5 separate regions of the Homo sapiens genome follow, and all the other regions are linked to region 1. The links are chromatin contacts, found by Hi-C or POLR2A ChIA-PET in ENCODE. All regions are on one chromosome and are shown on one strand. The core of a region is the stretch at or near the end of the contact, and the rest is flanking DNA. Distances in the headings are between cores, read along the strand shown. Region 1 holds the start of ODAD4 (outer dynein arm docking complex subunit 4). Region 2 holds the start of HAP1 (huntingtin associated protein 1). Region 3 holds the start of KCNH4 (potassium voltage-gated channel subfamily H member 4). Region 4 holds the start of JUP (junction plakoglobin). Region 5 overlaps RAB5C (RAB5C, member RAS oncogene family).

Region 1 (2,700 bases), core at 91-2,590:
TAGAGACAGGGCTTCGCCATGTTGCCCAGACTGGTCTCGAACTCCTGAGCTCAAGCGATCCTCCCACCTCAGTCTCCAAAGTACTGGGATTACAGGCATGAGCCACCACACCTAGCTCTCATTCTCTACTTACGTCTACTGGGCTCCACCATACTCACCCTCAGCTCAAATATTACCCCTCTATGAACATGTCTCTAACCCATCCCAGACCCTGGCTGAATCATTCATTTGCCTGGGTTTCACACCACTTTGTCCTCATCTCCCTCACAGGCACACAGAACTTTTAATTACTAGTTAATATCACTTAAGTGGCCGTTACTTGTTTATACATCTTTCTCCCCTATTAGATAAAACTCCTTCAAGCAGGGACCATATTATTTCTTATATTTTGAATTAAACCTTTTGAGATAATCATAGATTCATATGCAGTTCATAAGAAATAAATACAAAAGAGATCCCATGTACCCTTTTCCCAGTTTCTCCCAATGGTAACATCCTTAAAAACTTTAGTACAATAACACAACCAGAAAATTGACACTGATACAATCCACTGATCTTACTCAAATATCCCCAGTTTTACATGTATGCCGTGTGTGTGTGTGTGTGTGTGCATTTGTAGTTAAAGACATCTTTTTACTATTTAAACTTTAACAATGACATTAGGACGTTTTGGAAGTAACGTAGTAAAGGCAGTTAAGCAAGCTACTTAGGGTATCGTTGGAGCCCAGAAGAAGCACCTAGTCCACTTTTGGAGGAGTGGTGATGGTGAGGGAATGGGGAAGGACGTCAGAATATGCCTTGGTCAAGGCCCGCTACTAGTAGCTGCTCAAATAACTGCGTTAAATTATGTTGAACCCAACGTTATTTTCCATGTTTTCTTATGCAAATCCTCGCATCCCTGAGTGTTCCATTATTTTCATATTTATTTGGCAGGTGGAACATTCGAGGCTGGGAGCCCTTACATGCCCCGCGAGAGGTCACGCAGTTAGGAAGTGACAGGAGCGAAGTCAGCCCAAGTCTGCTGACTCCAAGCCCAGTGCTCTCTCCCCCTAATGGCGGTACGCCGTGCACATATCCTTACCACGTATGCCTCATCCCTATTCGGAACTTTGCCTCCAACCCTCTTCCTGTTTTCTTGGCTGTCTTACAAGGGAGCCTTTTCAGGCAGCAACTCCAGAGAGAACCGCCAGAGCGTGCAACAGCAAACACTAACCAGCCCAGCCGTCAGCCACGCAATCATCACTCCCTGGCCCAGTGCGCGGCAGAACTGGCGCAAGCGCACGCCGGCAGGTTGTACCCAGAATCCGGGCCCTTGCCAGACGGGGGCGGAACCGGAAGTCGCTGTACATCTCATGGTTGCTAAGAAACGGAGCTTCCACAAACCAGATAGAGGTTCTCCAGCTTTTCTTTGATTGTCTCTGCTTTAGCGTCTCTAAATCCGGTCACCATGTCGGACCCCGAAGGCGAGACCTTGCGAAGCACCTTTCCCTCTTATATGGCCGAAGGCGAGCGGCTCTACCTGTGCGGGGAATTTTCTAAAGCCGCGCAGAGCTTCAGCAACGTGAGTCGAGCTCTCAACCTATCCATCACCCCATCACCCGTCACTTTTTTTTTTTTTTTTTTTTTTTTTTTTTGTGACGGAGTTTCGCTCTTGTTGCCTAGGCTGGAGTGCAATGGCACGATCTCGGCTCGCCGCAACCTCCGCCTCCCGGGTTCAAGTGATTCTCCTGCCTCCACCTCCCAAGTAGCTGGGACTACAGGCGCGTGCCACCATGCCCGGCTAATTATTTTGTCTTTTTAGTAGAGATGGGGGTTTCACTGTGTTGGCCAGGCTGGTCTCGAACTCCTGACCTCGTGATCCACCCGCTTCGGCCTCCCAAAGTGCTGGGATTACAGGCGTGAGCCACTGCGCCTGCCCCCTGCCCTCACCTTTTGATTGCAGATAACACTGAGGTCTTGATGATGCCTGGAGGACCCTGTTGTTTCTATTATTCACTGATTTTTGATGGACACACTGCTGTCACAGATAAGCCCTGTGGTTGGCCATTTTCTACCAGTTCCCACTTGCAATCTCCATTCTCTGCGTTAACAGTGACCTTTTCCTCCACTTTTACTTAAATGTTTCATGATTAACCGGCCTCCTTCCACAGAGCAGCCTTACCTTCCCATCATTTGCTGGCAGATTGGATGGGAGGTTGCATGCAGAAGCCTCAATGTCCCCAGCACACCGTTGCTTATAAAAGGTGGCCAGTAAGCAACATATGATTATTATTATCAATTTTGAGACAAAGTTTTGCTATGTTGCCCAGGCTGGAGTGCAGTGGCAAGATCTCAGCTCACTGCAACTTCCGCCTCCCCAGGTTCAAGCGATTTTCCTGCCTCAGCCTAGGGAGTAGTTGGGATTACAGGCATGTCCCACCACGCCTGGCTAATTTTTGTATTCTTAGTAGAGACAGGGTTTCACCATGTTGGCCAGGCTGGTGTCGAACTCCTGACCTCAAGTGATACACCTGCCTCGGCCCCCCAAAGTGCTGGGATTACTGAGGTGAGCTGCTGCACCAACCAGCAACATTATTATAGTAACCCTAGTATAAATTGCATCATCCCACCCTAAGGGGATTGGGTGATGGTTTTTGTTGTTGTTGTTGTTGTTGTTGTTGTTGTTTTGGAGACGTAGTCTTGCTCTGTCTCCAGGCTGGA
Region 2 (2,700 bases), core at 148-2,647, 200 kb before region 1:
TTCACCATGTTGGCCAGGCTGGTCTCGAACTCCTGACCTAGTGATCCGCCCGCCTCGGCCTGCCAAAGTGCTGGCTGGGATTACAGGCGTCAGCCACCGCGCCCGGCTTTTTTTTTTTTTTTTTTTTTTTTACCCCTGGAGGAGCCTGAGGTAAGGGGGTCACAGTCCTCCAGGCTCAGAAACTGGGCTCTCCGGACACCTGGGTCCCTGGCGCCTAGAATGGAGACAGCCAGGGGAAGTACAGCCTCAGACTGGCTCATCACCCCCTACCCAGGAGGCAGTGCAATGGAGTCTCCTGGGTCATACAAACAGACGCAGCCACTCACCCTGCACCTGTTGCGTGTGCAGAGGACAGGAGGAAGACTTCACCAGATTAGGAGACACTCGAGCCTCTAGGCCCAATCCAGAGATCTCCCCCGACCCGCAGGAGGATAGGAGAGACAAGGGGCAGGAAAAGAGCGCGACTTTGCCCCCATACCCGCAACCAAAAAGTGGGCAAAACTTCCCCCTCCGCCCGCCCACCCACCCCTCCATCGCACGCAAGCCCGGTCGGCCAGCGCAGACTCAGAGCGCGCGGGACAGCGCCCTCCCGCAGCCCCCCGCCCCTCTCCTGGCACTGCGGTAGACCCAGGAGAGGGGCGCTGAAGGGGTGCAGATCTGCCGCAGCAAGAGGCGCGTGGAGGTGGGTGGGCGAGCGTGCAGGCCCCAGAACCTGACTCACGGGCACAAACCAGGGGACAAGAGCAGAGGAGGAGATGGAGAAGGGGCGACCAGACAGACACCGCAGTGACATCGCGGGGGTGGTGGACGGGTGACACTGAGTGCTAGAGGGGGCGGGGTGCCTGGACCCGATGGGGCCACTTCCTCCCTGGAGTTGCCCCAGTCCCCACCCGGTCCAGGACCCCGGGGGCCCGATTTACCTTCCTCCAGCTCCCGAATAAAGGCGGCGCGCTCAGGGCCGGACACCCCGGGTCGCCGGCCAACGTAGGCGGCTGGCGTCTTCCAGATGCCCGCTGCCTTTCCAGTCCCCCGGCCAGTGGCCCGGGAACCAAACGGCCCTTGGAATACGAAGCGGGTCCACGGCGCGTCCGAATTGTCGGGCATAGACCGGACATCCCCTTGGATGGCCGAGAATGCGGACGGGCGCCGGGCTCCTGCCTTGGCTCCAGCCTCCGAGGCCGGGCGAGCTCCGGTGCGGGCTTCCGAGAGGAACTGGGATCCAGAGGTGGCTCGGGATCCTACTCTCTGTCCAGTGCCCCGTGCCTGCGGCTGCGCAGAGGGCTCCGGAGCGGGACTGGCTGAGGGCGAAGGTGCACAGGTGAGTGCTGCTGGGTCCCCGGGTCCGAGCCGGCTCCCCGCGCAGCACCGGCCCAACCTCTTCGGGCGCATCTCGAGTCTGCCGTCCGCTGCTGCGGCGGGACCTTTATAACCTGCGCCAGCCGCCGGGCCGGACCACGCGTAGGGGTGGGGGCTGCCGAGAAGCAACTAGTGGCAAGCGGGACTCAGAGCCGCGCGGGAGGGGAGCTAGTGGTGACGGAACAGAGCACAGTAAGAAAAGCAGGGCAAGAAGGGCGAGTGCAAGTTCCGGATGGCTCCGAGTTGGGATGGGAGCGAAAGATTTTTTCTGCCCTCTCCATCTCCGGAGAATGGTTCTGCCCAAAGCCGCGGCTGCCCCAGCACTCGCGGGTCCCTGGCTGGGGGCAGCCCCTCCCCAGCTGCCGCGCCGGGGTTTCGGGTGCCTTCCCTGGTGTAGAAGCTGCCAACCCAACGTTGTGCATACGGTCTGGGGTGGCCAGTGCATTAGGGCAGCGCTGCGTCTTTCCCGGTTGACTGGGAGAGACATTCCAAACTCCAGTGCGCTTCCAACGTGCTGCAACCCTGCCTGGCGCTGCAACCCTGCCTGGCGCTGCAACCCTGCCTGGCGCTGCAACCCTGCCTGGCGCTGCAACCCTGACCCTCGCGCTCACACCCCAGTGCTCGCGCCACTCGACGTCTTCCATTTGATTGGATTAACTGTTCTTCACCTCCAACCCTAGTTCGCTTTGCCCTCCTCTTGCCATGCTGGCGAACCCCTGTTCTCCTTGGGAGACGCCTCTTAAAAGTCTCCCTGTAGCCGGGCGCAGTGGCTCACGCCTGTAATCCCAGCACTTTGGGAGGCCGGGGCAGGCGAATCACCTGAGGTCAGGAGTTCCAGACAAGCCTGGCCACCTGGTGAAACCCTGTCTCTACTAAAAATACAAAAATTAGCCAAGCATGGTGGCGTGTGCCTGTAGTCCCAGCTACTCAAGAGGCTGAGGCAGGAGAATTGCTTGAACCTGGAAGGTAGAGGTTGCAGTGAACCGAAATTGTGCCAATGCACTCCAGCTGGGGCTACAGAGCGAGCCTACCCCTCAAAATAAATAAATAAATAGAATACTTTTTTTTTAAGTATCCTACTGGAAATGTTGGGTAGACAATTAGATGTATAAATCTGAATGTAGGGGAGAGACCGGGCTGGAGATTTAAATGTAGGAGTCATTGTTCTTTGATGACCATTTAAAGCTATGAGACTGGTGAGATCCCCAAGAGACTGAGAGAAGACAGGTAAGAGCGCCCAGGACTAACCCCCTAGGATTCAGAGGGCAGAAAGAAGAAGAGGAGGCATCAAAGGAAGACTGGGATGAGTGGGGCAGTGAAGTAGAGGAAAACCAGGAAAGTTGG
Region 3 (2,700 bases), core at 104-2,603, 250 kb after region 1:
AAGTCTAATGGGAGAGGGCATTGAGCGTATAGCTCCAGCAACCCCCAGCAGCAGAACCCGAGCTGTCTCCCTCCAGCTCCAATGGGTGGGAGGCCAGGGGGACTCCTGTGGGCCATCCAGGGACAGAGACTCAGCTAAGAGATGGGGCCTGTGACACAACCAGTCCTGGTGCTCTAGGAGGGATGACTGTCTGGGGGCAGGGAGGCTGATGGGGACACTGAAGGTGCCTGGGAGGCACTGGGCTCTGGGCACAGCCTCCTTCTTCCATCCCAGGGCCTGTTGCCCCGGTGATGGGCGCTATGGAAACAAGGTGGTGGGGAAGAGGGTAGGGCCCGGCGGCTCAGTTTCCGCCCTCGGGTACCGCTCCCCCACCATCCAGATCCCGGCCAGGGTTCCCGAGGGAATGGCGGGGTTGGGGGAGGTGAGGGCGGGGAATCTCTGGGTTCCAGAGTGGGAAGAGGGAATGGCGGGAGAAGAGGCGGGGGAGGAGTGATGTGGCTGTCCAAGGTGCTGAACCTGAAACCCAAGCTACGTTGGGCGAGCTGGGAGTTCCCACCGTCGCACAGACCGCTCCCCTCCTCCTGCCTCACCCACCTTAGACACTGACGCCCCACGATTTGGGGGCGCGCGACCTCAATCCAAACTAGGTCCTGCTGAAGTCTGATCTTTTCTCCTTTTTTTCTGGAGGTAGTGGGAGCTGGAGTCTGTGAGTAGACCCCAGAATGCCCGGCCACTTTGCCCCACTTCTGTGTCTCGGATACCCCCATACACGCCCCCAGCACAGCTCTGCCCGAGAGTGGGCGGCTCCGAAGGACCCTCCTCCGCTCTGCCGCACAAAGAGCCTCTTCTGCCTCGAGTCACACCCCCTAACCTTGGCCCCCGTGCTCTCGGCCCTTTCCCCTCCTCCCCTCGCAGGGCACTCCCCGCCCTGTTCCTGCACCGCGGCTTTGGGAGTTCCTAGACCCGCACCTCCATTCTCTCCCCTCGCCTCGGGTCTCACCATGTCCAGGAGATCCGAGACGGCCCCGAGGATACTTGCCCCCCAGCTCGAACCTCAAGCCCCGACCTCCGTCCCACTCACGCGTTCCGTCAAAACGGGTGGCGATGGTGTCCAGGAAGGTGTTTTGCGGGGCCAGCAACCCCTTCATGACCGGCATGGCCCCGGGGCGTGGGTTCAAGGCGCGGCGCTGGGGAGCTTTCAGCGCGGCCGGGCCGGAGGGGGCGCGCTGTCGGAGGGGCCGGGGCGCCCCATGCGCCCTCCTGCCTCCTCCCCTCCCTCTTACTGCCGCTGCCGCTGCCGCTGCCTCTGCTCCGAACCCCGTAGCTCTCGGCTCGGCTCAGCGCCGTTTCGGTCCCCCCCACCTCCCCACGGGCCAGGTTCTTCCCCTCGGGCTCGGCCCGCACCCGCCACGTGGCCCCACACGGGGAGGGGCCGCTAGCGACACCCGCACCCCTCTGGGCAGCCCTCCTCCCAGAGGGGAGCGGCCCACGCGTGTCTCTCGGGGAGAGAATTCGGGGCACGCCCACCGGGAGGGGAGGCCTGAAATGATGGGCGGGGCTTGAATAACAGACCCGCCCTCTTCCAGGCTGGCCACGCCTCCACACGTGGTTCCCTGGCTGCTCCTTGTGGCTCCACCTCGCGGGTTTTCCCGCGCGGCGTCCACGCTGGGCTGGTGTCTGGTTCACAGTGCCGCCTACTGGAGTTGACATATTTCGCAGCACCCACAGGCCAGTAGCTCCAGCGTGAGACAGCAAGGGTTAAGAGGCTAGTTTGCTGGTAGAGAATGGACAATGGGAAGGCTTGAAACCCCAACTCTAGAAAGCACCATTCTTACCTCCTGCCTCAGTTTTCCCAAGACACCCTGGCGAACTCTGCCTACTGAGACACAGCATGGTGGAATGAAAAGAGCTTTGGAGTCCACCAGGTAGAGTCCCAGCTCTAGACACCAATCGTGTGATATCCTCTCCAAGCCCACTTTCCTCATCTGTAAAATGGAGCTGATAATTCTTACCTGATGCAGTTACCGTGAGAATGTAATACCATAATGCATGTCTTTGGTACAAAATAAGTGTCTTGAAGGGCAGTTGCCTGCCTGTTTTCCCTCTTCCTACTGTCTTAATCCTCCTCTCTGCTGCCCTTCAAGTGGAAGAGAGGCTGGAGGCAAGTTTGGGAGAAACTACCTCTGAAAAAGATAGTTTCGAGGTGGGCAGAGTCATGGCTTGCAAATCTCCAAGGATGCACATGTGAACTTTGACCTCTAACTTCTCCAAGATGGAACCAGTACAGCAGCAAGAGGGACCAAAGTGAGACTAGACACAGGACTTTCTCACTACCTATGCAGAAAATTGAGGCAGCTGAGTTCTGTGGCTGAGGGTGGCTGCTTCCCACGACAAAACAGCTGAAGCAGTGAAAGTGGGAACCCTATGGGCAAGGAGGGCAGGCTAAATTCTCCCCACCCTCTGAGCTAGGTATTATCTGGGATGTTAGATTGCTAAGAAGTGCCACATTTTTCTGTGTCTCTACTTTTGTTGTTGTTGTTGTTCTTGTTGTTCTTGTTCTTGTTGTTTTTGAGACGGAGTCTTGCTCTGTTGCCCAGGCTGGAGTGCAGTGGCATGACCTCAGCTCACTGCAACCTCTGCCTCCTGGGTTCAAGCAATTCTCCCGCCTCAGCCTCCTTAGTAGCTGGGATCACAGGCGTG
Region 4 (2,700 bases), core at 85-2,584, 140 kb before region 1:
TTGTCTGAGGGGGTGTGGTGGTCCCAGGAGGCAGGAAGAGAAGGAAGAAGCTGCTTCCCCTCTCAGCACTTTCCACCCCCCACCCCGGCCCCTACCTCAGGCCCCTGGGGCCCAGCGAACAGGATGAATGTGGGGGCAGGGAAGACAGGGTCGGAGCCCAGGCACCGGCCCAGGTTCAGCCAGGGGCCGGCTGGGGGAAGGGGTTTTGCACCAGGAAGGACCCCCTAAGCCTAAAGGAAGTTTTGGGCAAGGAGACGGGAAAACCCCCAGATAAAGCTGCTGTGAATACTTCCTCCTGCAAAGTTTGTTTTGGGTGATTTTTTCCAACAATAAGAGGTTAGAGAAGACGGGTCCTGTTCCCCTACCAACACTCTGGCAGCCACAGCTACTGGAAACTGGGCCAGGTGACCCTGAATTCTTCATCCGTGCACAGACCCCACCCCCCAGACCCCAGGGCGAGCCACGGGTGCCAGACACCAGCTGGACACTGAGCCGAGCCCTGCACCCCCCAGTCACTCCATCCCACCTCCGCTGAAGAAGCCAGAGCCGGGCTCCCACCGGCGTGGAGGGAGGCGCCGCAGGTAGTATCGACGAGGCTCTGGGAGCTGGAGGGCAGGGCCTCTGGACTCCGTGCGCTCACCTGCTCGGCAGGTGGGGCCAGAGTCGCTGGGAAAATGTGCGCTCGGCCCCCACAGTTGGGCAAGCTGGGCGCAAACAATAGGGCCCCACCCAGGCCTGGGGGAGTAGGGAGGGAGGGAAAGCGAGGATGACGCGTGGGGTGGGGTGAGGGTGGCCCCAAAGAGACCAGCGGCAGCAAGTTCCCCAAACGGTAAATTCCTGACTGCAGCGTGAGCCCTGGGACGCAGTCGAAGCAGAGCAAAGTCTCCCCCGCCAGCCCAGGGCGAGAGTCAGGGACGCGGCGTCGGGCGAGCTGCGCGGGCCCCGGGGGAGGCGCGACCCCGGAGGCACCTGTCCGGATCCCTCCCCGCCTTGCTCAGATCTCTGGTTCGCGGAGCTCCGAGGCGCGCTCGGCCCGAACCGCGCGACCCCCAAGTCGCCGCGCCCAGGACCCCAGCGCGCCCCCTGCCGCCGGTGCAGGGTGGCGCTCGATGGCACCGGCCCTCACCTGCCCAGGGACGGCTGGGACCGGCCCCGCGGCCGCTCGCCACCCCTCTGTCCCCAACGATACCTGCGCCCCCGATAGCCCGCACCTGAGTATGGGGCCTGACCGGGCCGGGTCGGGGTCGGGCCGGGGTGGGAGCCGGCGCGGACAGCGAACTGAGCTCGGCGTGGTCGGGCGGCGGCTGCTCCGGACTCTGGCCAAGGCAGCAACTCAGTAACCGAACAAAAGGCGAAGAGACCTGACAGCCAAGCCACGCCCCTCGCCACCTCGAAGCTCCGCCCCTGGGGGAGACGCCCACCCTCTGGTGCGAGCTCACTGGCTATCTCGCCTGACTGTCCCGTGGAGGGGCGGAGCCTCGCCTCCAGTCCTCTTCCACGGCCGCCTCTGTTTATCCGCTTGCCATTGGCCCCGGGGACTGCCAGTCGGCTCTAGGGATGGACTCTAACTTGAGGTCTCATCCTAACATTGCATCTATTGGCAGATAGAAAGTTACTTCCTCCTGATTGGACAAGGCTCTGTCAGTAAGACTAAGGAAAAAACCAATGGAAGGGATGGGGTGTGTCTTGCCCCACCCTTGCTCTGAGCAGGTGAGACTCATTACTCTCCCCTTCCCCCTACCTGTCCAACAGGTAAGTCATAGGGATACCAAGGGAAGGGACAGACGCCTTCACCGGCCAGCCAACTCAGCGTCAGGCATGATGCTTCTTTGGGCTTATTCATCCTTGCCCCAAAGTAGTAATCACATATTTGTATAGCATTTCATAGGCTTTGTGCTGGGGTGGGATTTTTTTCCCGAAAGATGGAGTACTCCTGGGATTTAGAATTAGAAGGCCAGGTTTGGTCTTCTCCCACTTGGTATGATTTTAGGCAAGTTACTTCACCCTGTTTCTCCTCTTCTGTAAACTGGATACATTAGCCATATCTACCTCACTGGAGTATGTGGGGATTAAATGAGGTCAGGTTTGTGAAAGCACTCAGAAACTGCTAAAGGTTAGAAATTTAAATTAACGGTATGTTTTTTTTTAATTATTGTGACAGCTCTGAAAAATAGTTAGGATGAGAAAACGACCCTCATTGTAAAGATGAAGAAACCGAAGTTCAGAGAAGTCACAAAACTACAAAGTGGCACACCCCAAGCTAGAACCTCCTTCCTCTCATTTGAAGGACCATCAAACCAGCTGTTCCCCTCATGGAAGAGGAGCATAGACATAAAATGTCAAGGCAATGGGGAAGGGGCAGAGAAAAGGCACAAACACTTGGAGGAGAGACAGAACAATTAATTGGCACAAAAATACAGTATTGGTGTCAGGAGGCTTTGGTGGGCTTGGAAACATCAAGCAGCAGATCTGAAGGAAATCCAGCCCTGGCATGAAAGAAACGGGGCAGGCCAGGCGCAGTGGCTCACTCCTGTAATCTCAGCATTTTGGGAGGCAAAGGCGGGTGGATCACCTGAGGTCGGGAGTTCAACACCAGCCTGGCCAATATGGTGAAGCCCCATCTCTACAAAAAATACAAAAAGTTAGCCGAGCGTGGTGGCGGGCAACTATAATCCCAGCTGCCTGGGAGACTGAGGCAGG
Region 5 (2,781 bases), core at 32-2,531, 200 kb after region 1:
AAAGGAAAAGAGGTTTGAAATGGGGCCCACCTCTTCCCCAAAAGTACAAGGAAGGAAGTACGGGGTGGTGGGTCTCAATTAGCAACCAGAAATACCATGTAAATATTTCAAAGTTATGTCATTTCAATTTTTCATAGTTTAAGACGCTTTCTCATTTCACCTCAGTCAATGAAGAGACAAGGTCTGTGCTTTCTGCTTCTTAGAGATGCCTTCCTCACAGTGCCTATGTGCATACTAGGAACTCAAAGAGTGCTGATGGAAGGAAATAATTTTTTTTTTTAAAGAAACAAGGTCTCACTGTGTTGCCCAGGCTAGAGTGCAGCGGTGTGATCACAGCTCACTGCAGCTTCCAAGATCCTACTGCCTCAGCCTCCAGCAGGTATACACCACCACACCCAGCTAATTAAAATTTTCTTTCTTTCTTTCTTTCTTTTTTTTTTGCAGAGATGGAGTCTCACTGTGTTGCCCAGGCTGGTCTCCAACTCCTGGCCTCAAGCAACCCTCCCGCCTCAGCTTCCCAATTGCACAACTATTATCTCCTTCAAGCTTTACGACAACCTCCATTTTTCAGATAGATAATTTAACATTCATATATTAAATGTCCTGCTCATGGTCACCCAGCCTACAGGTGACAGAACCCCCCAGACCCACCATAGACATGATGCCATCCTCCCTGCTGTGGAAGAACAATGGAGGCAGTGCCTGCCCTATGTTTGGTTTAGGGCTGCTAGGTGAATGAAACTCTCTTTTTTTGTGGCAGCAACTTTGCTGGTCCAGGAAGGTCTAGCTCTAGCTGGCTCTAGCAACAGTCACAGTAATCTTGCAGTTTCTGAGTGCCCTCAACAGTGGGAGGAGCCGCCCAGAGCCAGGCAGGGCGACAGCAACAGAGGGAAAACCACAGTGGAATTACAAGTTGGTTATTACCATGAATCCACGTGACACAGAGTCTTGGCTGAGCAATGGTCTGTGGCTGGGGCACTGGAGGAGGAGGTATGAATGGACTGGGAGATGGTAATAGAAAACCAAGTCTCTGATTCCAAAAAAACCAAAGCAGCTGGTGCTTAGGGTACCGAGCTGGGAAGTAACCAGCACCTACAGGTCGAGAAAAATACAGGTAACAGATCTAAGTCTTGTCACTACCAAACCACAGGGTTAGAGGAACAGAATGTGATTTTTAAAAACAAGCCAGAAGGGGAGACAAATAACTCTCCTGCAGTGGTTCTCAACGGTGTCTGTACATTGAAGTCATCTGTGCAGCCAGCCCCTCGAGATTCTCATGAAGGTTTGGCACAGAGCCCAGCATCTGCAGGTGAAGCACACCCACTGAAGCACAGCCAGGGCTAGAGCATCTGGCAGAGAGAGAGTGAGCACAGGCACTGGCTTTCGGCACCACAGATGTGACTGTCTCCTGCCACTTCTGAATCACTTTGTAGAAGCCACCTGAGCTGAGCCTCAGTGTTCTCATCACTAATATGGGGCACACCAGGGTTAATGGCAGTGTTTGCCAGCTGTCTCACACACATCATGTTGAGTAAACAGTAGCTAAGAGTACTGACAGGGTTATTTGTAACACTTTCTCCAAGACTGTTGGTGAACAGACTCTGGCCATCCCAATGAACTGAGACAGGCTCTCCCTGGCATGAACTAGCTGGTGACATGTTCTGCCTGGTCACTGATCCTGCCTTCCAGAGATACCTGAGCAGGCACACCCAGCACTTTTTACGGTCTGTTGCCTAGTGGTTTGCCTGGCCCTGCTTGGTGATCAAATGAGCAGTGGTGTCCAACCTTTGCAGTCAATAAAGCCCAAGGAAGCCAATTTTGCTAGGAAGGGCGCACGGAGATATGAGGGTGTCTAAGCCAGGGGAAGGCCAGACCGAGAGCCCCAGGAAGCATTATACCCTCTCCTCCCAAGCCTGGGAAACTGAAGACATGGCAGGTAGTAAAGGTGAATGCATTCACTGAGCTGTCCTGCCTCCCAGGGATGTGTGTCTTACTGGCAATCTTTCTTTTTGAACCCCTGGCAAAAATTATCCACTTGTGCAGTCAGGTGATGGAATTATAGCCAAAACTGACATAGTTTTCAAAGTCTTCTTTGAGACAAAAATCAAATTCTCCATAAGAGCTAAAGTTACAGTCAAAGTTGATTTTTTTAAATTAGCCAACGTGGTGGTACACGCCTGTAATCCCAGCTACTTGGGAGGCTGAGGCACAAGAATTGCCTGAACCCAGGAAGCAGAGATTGCAGTGAGCTGAGATCGCGCCATTGCACTCCAGCTTGGGGCAAAAGAGTAAGACTCTGTCTCAAAAAAAAGTTGACTTTTTTTCACAAGTACAATGGCCGTGCTGGAGCTTCAGATCTAGGGAGAAAGATTCTCCTTGCCATGGACCCACCATCCAAATCAGAACCCTGGCTTGTTCAGAGGCCACTAAGAACAAGCACCAGTCCCAACCTCATGTCTTCCACAGGAAAGGGGAGAGAATGTATAAGGACTTGGAGTCACACTATTTTCCTATTAATACAATGCACATGAAAGCGCAGAAGGGATCTAAGCTCCTAAACACCCTGGCCCTGTGCACAGGCACTTCTGGGCCAAGGATGGAAGAGAAAGAGAAAGAAAAATGGGACACTGTTCTTCCCTGCTCCGGGGTTCCCTCTGCTCTGGACACTACAGGTCAGTGGGTCTCAAATTCTTTTTTTTTCTTAAGTTTTTTTTTTTTTTTTTTGAGACAGAATCTCGCTCTCTCACCCAGGCTGGAGTGCAGTGGCACGATCTCTGCTTA

The links. A loop is a pair of places that touch in the nucleus more often than their neighbours do. ChIA-PET counts read pairs that join two places held with the same protein, here RNA polymerase II (POLR2A). Pooled maps may share reads with other maps.
Region 2: a pooled map shows a loop between it and region 1 (5-fold over the local background). The contact joins the promoter of HAP1 here to the promoter of ODAD4 in region 1. A Hi-C loop is called at or near these places in 7 of 50 pooled maps. POLR2A ChIA-PET finds 5 or more read pairs at or near these places in 5 of 52 experiments (A549, AG04450, B cell and 2 more).
Region 3: a loop to region 1 is called in a pooled map, with 10 times the contacts of the local background. The contact joins the promoter of KCNH4 here to the promoter of ODAD4 in region 1. A Hi-C loop is called at or near these places in 7 of 50 pooled maps. POLR2A ChIA-PET finds 5 or more read pairs at or near these places in 9 of 52 experiments (AG04450, B cell, GM12878 and 6 more).
Region 4: a pooled map shows a loop between it and region 1 (5-fold over the local background). The contact joins the promoter of JUP here to the promoter of ODAD4 in region 1. A Hi-C loop is called at or near these places in 1 of 37 single-sample maps with no recorded cell type and 5 of 50 pooled maps. POLR2A ChIA-PET finds 5 or more read pairs at or near these places in 13 of 52 experiments (A549, Caco-2, H1 and 8 more).
Region 5: a pooled map shows a loop between it and region 1 (2.6-fold over the local background). The contact joins the enhancer-like site here to the promoter of ODAD4 in region 1. A Hi-C loop is called at or near these places in 7 of 50 pooled maps. POLR2A ChIA-PET finds 5 or more read pairs at or near these places in 8 of 52 experiments (A549, B cell, HEK293 and 5 more).

The regions. Positions count from the first base shown.
Region 1 is chr17:41,929,277-41,931,976 of GRCh38, forward strand. It overlaps ODAD4 (outer dynein arm docking complex subunit 4), which reads left to right and starts at 1,341. Exons shown (of 12, transcript NM_031421.5): 1 at 1,341-1,561. The coding sequence starts at 1,448. It also overlaps a transcript of ACLY not described here. RefSeq lists enhancers at 464-1,367, 1,080-1,169, 1,350-1,449.
Region 2 is chr17:41,733,246-41,735,945 of GRCh38, forward strand. HAP1 (huntingtin associated protein 1) reads right to left here and starts at 1,398. Exons shown (of 11, transcript NM_177977.3): 1 at 921-1,398. The coding sequence starts at 1,389. RefSeq lists an enhancer at 287-829.
Region 3 is chr17:42,179,789-42,182,488 of GRCh38, forward strand. KCNH4 (potassium voltage-gated channel subfamily H member 4) reads right to left here and starts at 1,354. Exons shown (of 17, transcript NM_012285.3): 1 at 1,082-1,354. The coding sequence starts at 1,157. RefSeq lists an enhancer at 1-314 and silencers at 1,264-1,503, 1,510-1,785.
Region 4 is chr17:41,785,377-41,788,076 of GRCh38, forward strand. It overlaps JUP (junction plakoglobin), which reads right to left and starts at 1,335. Exons shown (of 14, transcript NM_002230.4): 1 at 1,212-1,335. RefSeq lists silencers at 627-839, 1,004-1,303.
Region 5 is chr17:42,132,275-42,135,055 of GRCh38, forward strand. The region is part of intron 1 of RAB5C (RAB5C, member RAS oncogene family); the gene reads right to left. Among named protein-coding and RNA genes, the nearest start is that of HSPB9, 11 kb to the left of the region's middle. RefSeq lists enhancers at 979-1,028, 1,599-1,648. Within about 2 kb of position 1,282, at least 26 of the 41 ENCODE cell types and tissues checked have a DNase peak (open chromatin) inside an H3K27ac peak, as active enhancers do; they include B cell, where a contact is called at or near this core.